Linked DNA regions of Homo sapiens: region 2 is linked to region 1. The links are chromatin contacts, found by Hi-C or POLR2A ChIA-PET in ENCODE. All regions are on one chromosome and are shown on one strand. Each heading gives the region's core, a stretch centred on a gene start or an enhancer-like site at or near the end of the contact. The rest is flanking DNA. Distances are from core to core; before and after follow the strand shown. Region 1 overlaps ARHGEF6 (Rac/Cdc42 guanine nucleotide exchange factor 6). Region 2 overlaps ARHGEF6 (Rac/Cdc42 guanine nucleotide exchange factor 6).

Region 1 (3,065 bases), core at 500-2,999:
CAGACTGAAAAAAAAATACAGTACATGTAGTTATCTATTGTAGTCTAGTTGGCTAATAGTTTGCTAATATATGGTAAATAAAAGGGAGGTAATACCTATATTTTAACTTTTGCTTTTTAATTTATAACAACTCTATTGTCTTAGGCAGCTTCTTAAGCTTCTCCCCTTGATTTTCTTTTATATAATAAGAATAATGATCCTAAAGAAATGGAGTGGTCGTAAGGGACAATTAGGTATTTTATAAAGCAACAGGTAAATTAAAACAAGTGCTTAATACTGAAGTATACAAATAGATAAAAATACATCATAGCTGTGAATAAGTGTAAAAAACTCTTGAGTACCTTCCTCTGGATGAACTGGAACAGTAATTGAAAGATATTATATATGCTCATATAATACACAAGAAAAAATAGCAAAATCAACTTTCTCCTAAACTAAAATGCTCATACATCAATTAAAGGAAATCTTTATGAGATGAAGTAGGAGGAAAAAAATAGTATTGATTTGTTTGTTTCTGGAGTAGAGTGAAGTCAAATAAAGGCAAACTGAACCACTTTATCCAGGGCCTCTGTATGAAGAATGTTCTTATCCATTCCTCCCCTACCAAACAGTAAGTGATAATAATAACAAGAGTCAACACTCATAGAGCACTGAACACTTACACAAGCATTTTACAATTAAAACCTTATTTTAACCTTACAATAACTCTTTAAGGTAGGTATTATGCCAGTGCTGTTTCCATTTTACAGGTGGGGAAACCCAGGCATAGAGAGGTTAAGCAAATCATCCAAAGGTACAAAGCCAGGAAATGCCAAAGACAGAAATTGAACCAAAACATTCTAGCTGCAGAGTCCATGCTCTTAACCACTTTTTGGGAGAAAACGTTTCTGAAGATTTGTTTAAAAAGCCAAGGTTGGGCTGGGCGTGGTGGTTCATGCCTGTAATCCCAGCACTCTGGGAGGCCGAGGCGGGTGGATCACTTGAACCCAGGAGTTCAAAACCAGCCTGGCCGACATGGTGAAACCCCGTCTGTACTAAAAATACAAAGAATTAGCCGAGTGTGGTGGCAGTCGCCTGTAATTCCAGCTACTCGGGAGGCTGAGGCAGAAGAATTGCTTGAACCTGGGAGGCGGAAGTTGCAGTGAGCTGAGATCGTGCCACTGCACTCCAGGCTGGGTGATGGAGTAAGACTCTGTCAAAAAATAAAAAAGCCCATGTCTGCCACATGTTCTTCTCCTTAAGTGTATAGTAACACTAGGCCGGGTGTGGTGGCTCACGCCTGAAATCCCAGCACTTTGGGAGGCTAAGGCAGGCAGATCACTTGAGGTCAGCAGTTCAAGACCAGCCTGGCCAACATGGCGAAATCCCATCGCTACTAAAAATACAAAATTGCCATGCGTGGTGGCACATGCCTGTAGTCTCAGCTACTCAGGAGGCTGAGGCAGGAGAATCGCTTGAACCTGGGAAGCAGAGGTTGCAGTGAGCCGAGATCTCACCACTGCACTCCAGCCTGGGGGTGGAGTGTATTGTATATGCTATATAATATATATATTATATATTATACATATATATATATATATATATATAGAATACCAGGGGAGTATTCCCAAGAGAATATTTTTTTGCTGACTAAGAAAGAAAGGGAAGAAGACCAAAACAAACATTACCAGTAACTCTGAGAGAATAAAAAACTGCCAGTTCCTCTGCTGTAATGCCATCCTGAATCACAAGCTGGAAAACCCCTATTCTAAAGTGAAACCTTTAGCCAACCAACTTCCCTGGTTGTTGCTCTCTCAGAGCAGTGAGAACTTAAGTTGGGGCCTTACCTGAACTTGACTGGGGGCTTATCTGGCCCCTTCACGATCAGATAATAGTCAGTCTGGTTTGCTCAAATCACTTTGGGGCCGACAAGATAGTGAGAAGTAATGGAAACTTACTATCACTGCATTCTGAATTCATTTAGGAACAGTACAGGTCTGACTCAGGTCTCTCACCTCCTTGGCCCTGACTCTTTTCCAAGGAACTCAAACAAACCAGTAAGAAAAAAAAACAAATAATCCCATCAAAAAGCAGGCAAATGACATGAACACACACTTCTTAAAAGAAGACTTACAAATGGCCAACCAACATATGAAGAAATGCTCAGTATCACTAATCATCAGAGAAATGCAAATTAAAACCATGAGATACCACCTCCGCCCAGCCAGAATGGCCATTATTAAAAAGTAAAAAATAATAGATGTTGGTGTGGATGTGGTGAAAAGGGAACACTTACACACTGCTGGTGGGAATGTTAGTACATTAGTACTAACATTAGTACAGCCTCTTTGGAAAGCACTACAGAGTTTTCTCAAAGCTAAAAGTAGATCTACCATTCCATCCAGCAATCTCACTACTGAGTATTTAGCCAAAGGAAAAGAACTCATTAAATCCTCTTATTGTTTCTTGATCACTAATCAGTCCCTCTCCTTCATTTAAAATCTTACCGTCTCCCCTCCCAGAGTTACCACTTCAGTTTCCATCTCCTCTGCCTGTCACTTCCAGAAAACAGAAAGCATGTTTCACTTGGCAGCAGGGGGCACAGTGGCTCCAGCCTGGCCATGTACTGGCTGTGGGATGGGCAAGGCAGTAAACCTGTCTGGACTTCAGCTTCTTCTCTATTTAATAGAGATAGTCATTTCTCCCAGGATACTAGACCCAATGATTTACAGATTTACTTCAGCTCTAAGAAATATGATTCACAGAACACTTCATATTTCACATGATAATAACAAAAAATACTTTGTTTTTTGTTTTGTTTTGTTTTGTTTTTTTGAGATGGAGTCTCACTCTGTCCCCCAGGCTGGAGTACAGTGGCATGAACTTGGCGCACTGCAACCTCCGCCTACCGAGTTCAAGCGATTCTCCTGCCTCAGCCTCTTAAGTAGCTGGGACTACAGGTGCGCACCACCAAGCCGAGCTAATTTGTATTTTTAGTAGAGATGGGGTTTCGCCATGTTGCCCAGATTGGTCTTGAACTCCTGGCCTCAAGTGATCCACCCGCCTCGGCCTCCCACAGTGCTGGG
Region 2 (3,476 bases), core at 374-2,873, 37 kb after region 1:
ATTCCCTAGGCGACAAGCTCAGTATCCAAGTAATTTCCTTGATGCTGTGGGTTTTAACTTTCACCTCCTTGTATTTTATAAATATCTGTGGCAAGGGAAGAGACTGTAAAACTTGCTAGGAGAGTTTGGCAAAGGAACGTATAATTTGTGTGGCATAATGTTAGAATTACACGATCCTCCCTGACTAGAACTGGATAGTTGTCATGTGTGTTAAATATAGTTACTTGAATTAGCTGTACTTTCAGCTATACGCCTTGCAATAGCTCAAAAGCATTTTTTTTTCCAAATAGCAAAAGAACAACTTTGGAGAAGTATTTTTACTTGTATTGCTATTATATACAGCTCTTTTGACAAAAACTATAATTACTCGATAGCTTCCTAGATGCTCTAACCTATTTGGCACTTGATTATATTGTCTGCTCTTGTCCTCTAATTGTTTCACGTGGGTAAGTTGAGTCTCCTTAAATAGACAGTAATTTTCTCAAAGGCAGGGACCATAGCTTTGACATTTTTTGTAGCACCTGGCGATGCTGGGCACACAGCCTCTTGACTCTACAACAGTTTGAGCAGCAAGCCTCGTGCTTGGGCATAAGGGCTCTGTAGTCATTCAGATGTGGGTCTGAATCCCAACTCAGCGACTAACTTTCTAGTTGGGCAACTGTTGGCCTGACTTTCCTTATCTGTAATATGGACCTAATAATAATAATACCTACCCCCAGTGTTGTTTCAAGGATTGGATGAGATCACCTGTGGCTCTTATGACAGCCTAGATCCAGGGCAAGAGCTCAAAGCATTTTAAGTATGATTATTACTATTCAGCTGTTGGTAAAATATACCAGGGAAGGAGTGAAGCTACATTCTAAGTGTATCATCATTTTCTTCACATTTACTAGCATTTATATTTAATACCTCTAGTGTGGTAGGTGTTAAACATTTAAATAAAAGATATTATTTTCACTCCCTATGACCCCAAGATTTCATTTTTGGTGCAAGGCTACTGAGGGGTTCCTTTACATGGACAAAGGCATACATAAAACAATGAGAAAAATATGTCTCTAGTGGGGAAAGGGAAGTGACGGCTGTATTTTGTAAACTCTATGAAAAAGGGAACTGGTCTTTCCTTTTTCTTCTCTGTTTTGTTATACTCAGTTGGTGATTCAGAGCTTTGAATGGAATAGTTTCTTAGTTCTTATCATTATATTAAGGGCATTAGAATAACATCTATGATAGGTATATTTTAAATCCTAAGCCATGAAAAATTCAAGCATTTGACATTTGTTGGGGTGTATTTGGGGGAGCAAGGGGAAAATTTGCATCACGAGAACAATCCTGGCCAGAGTTGGCTCCTAGGGTAATCACAAACACATGGATTCAAAAATGTCACCCAGAACATATAAATCACAAGCCCGGCTTACCTTCTGTTGCTTTGTTGACAGCTAAAAGAGTACTCAGTACCTTGGAGAAATTGACCCCTGAATAAAGGTCATCAGGATCAAATATCTATGAGAAAGGAAAATTGAAACCGTAAGACACTACAAGTATTCAACTCAACAAACAAAACTATCAAAAGGCCACTTCCTCCAGCTCTCCGGAAAAAAAAAAAAAAAAAAAAAGTGTAGAAGCCAAGACACAAACCTCCATATACCTTTGGGAGAAATGAGAGCAGCAGTTGAGCCGCCTAATGACATGTGGCAGGCCATCAGTGAGTCAGAGCAAAGCAGTAATGGGAAATGAGAGCCAAGCTGAGAAGGCAGCGCCCACCAGGAAATAAACAGTGCATACTCAGACCCACTCTTCTGGCCTGAATGTATCAATAGTTTCAGCCCAGTTACAGGAAGCTCATATGCATGGGTTACAATCAATGCCCATCACCTACATAATGTCCTCGACAGTCCATAAATAAGGAGGTGGAGCCTTTTTGACATGGTTGCATCTGTACAGTTTATTAGCTGTGCCTAGTTGAGTCACTGTCAAAAGTGCCTTTTTCTCTGCTCTCCTTCCTCCCAACTGCCACCCGCTGCATCCCAACTGCCTAGGATCCCAATTCCATGTTGCCCAAACTTTCTGCCCAGGTCTGCCTTTTGCTCCCAGCTTCAGTTCTGTTTCTGCTGTTTGACCTTGCCCCTCTCAGCTCATCATGAATTCAAGTATTTGCCTGCCTGGGCCTATGGGCTCTTCCTGGCTTTAGATGACTTTCCCAAATATGACCTCTGGCCTGTCTAATACTACTCAACTCTTGGCAAAAAACACATTAAGGAAATACATTTCACTTTACCAGTCAACTGTCAATCTGATATGCTATTGTCCCCAGTGAAGATACCAATCAGATGTTGTTTTCAATACAATTTACCTGTTACCTTTGAAATGTAGTCAGTGTGTTAAAATATATTGAGTCTCAAATATGTATATTTGAAATTAGAAGTGTTCTCATGCACAGGTACAATCTATTAATTTGCCAGCCAACAATGTAAGTATGCATATCTGAAGGTAACCAGATGCCCACCTTCTGGATGGAAATGCCCCTTCTAAAAACATTTTGTTCCAGGATGTCTAGAAGTCTCTTAAAGAAAACAGATTGCATCATTTTTTCCCCAAATGTGGTGATGGAAATAAAATGTACCTTTTCATATGGGACATGATTGGTAATGGGCATAGGATTTTAAAGGGTCTGTCTTCCCATTAGGTAGAGCCATTTGTTCCATTTTTAAGCTGCATATTTTCTGGGAACCATATCAAGACAAATTTCTATCTTTTTTGTACATGTTCTTGAAAACCTATAATCTGTTTTTAGAGTGAAAATATATAATATCAATTTTTCACGTTTTGGGGGGTCAATAAAGATACATGCAAATGCAAACCTACACAAGTCTGCCTATTCTAGGATTCACTGCTTTATTCATTTAATCAATGAATATTTTGCATTCAAAGTTAAAATGACCAAAAAGCCCAGATGCATCTAAAAATGAGACATTAATATATTTCTGGTAAAAGAGTAATGCTAATATTACTAAAGAGTTAAACAACAACACATTCCAAATATATTTCTGAATGCTACAATATAAAATTCAAACTTTTCCAGAAATACATTGACAAGAGTTTTGTTTTAGTTTGTCAAAGCCTGGGTGAACAAGAGGCAATAGACTAGAGAGAGTGTCTAGTATCTCCGGGGATTTCAGACTTATTGAGTCTCCCTTAGAACTGATCAACTGGGAAAATGTTAATGACATGTATGCCAAAATAGTAGCAAAGCAAAAAAAATCACTTGTTTTTAGCCCATCAGTCCTAATGGGAGTGTGCATGTGTGTGTGCATGTGGATACATGTTTTGGGTGGGTGTGGTAGAGATGAGTAGATCTAAAATAATAAGCAGAAGTTAAATATTAGCAGAATAAGGCATGAGAGCAAAAGTTGTGATAAAAAACCTCTCCCTCTGGTTTTAGTTGTTCCTTATCCAGGGTTATTAAATGCCTATACATG

What was found. A loop is a pair of places that touch in the nucleus more often than their neighbours do. ChIA-PET counts read pairs that join two places held with the same protein, here RNA polymerase II (POLR2A). Pooled maps may share reads with other maps.
Region 2: a map of heart right ventricle shows a loop between it and region 1 (7-fold over the local background). The contact joins two enhancer-like sites. A Hi-C loop is called at or near these places in 4 of 168 maps with a recorded cell type or tissue (B cell, heart right ventricle and naive thymus-derived CD4-positive, alpha-beta T cell), 8 of 37 single-sample maps with no recorded cell type and 14 of 50 pooled maps. POLR2A ChIA-PET finds 5 or more read pairs at or near these places in 9 of 52 experiments (A673, CD4-positive, alpha-beta T cell, GM12878 and 5 more).

Annotation. Positions count from the first base shown.
Region 1 is chrX:136,708,767-136,711,831 of GRCh38, forward strand. ARHGEF6 (Rac/Cdc42 guanine nucleotide exchange factor 6) reads right to left here. Exons shown (of 22, transcript NM_004840.3): 8 at 1-4. Among named protein-coding and RNA genes, the nearest start is that of CD40LG, 62 kb to the left of the region's middle. Within about 2 kb of position 1,750, at least 7 of the 41 ENCODE cell types and tissues checked have a DNase peak (open chromatin) inside an H3K27ac peak, as active enhancers do; they include B cell, where a contact is called at or near this core.
Region 2 is chrX:136,746,093-136,749,568 of GRCh38, forward strand. It overlaps ARHGEF6 (Rac/Cdc42 guanine nucleotide exchange factor 6), which reads right to left. Exons shown (of 22, transcript NM_004840.3): 3 at 1,416-1,500. Among named protein-coding and RNA genes, the nearest start is that of ARHGEF6, 33 kb to the right of the region's middle. Within about 2 kb of position 1,624, at least 3 of the 41 ENCODE cell types and tissues checked have a DNase peak (open chromatin) inside an H3K27ac peak, as active enhancers do; they include B cell, where a contact is called at or near this core.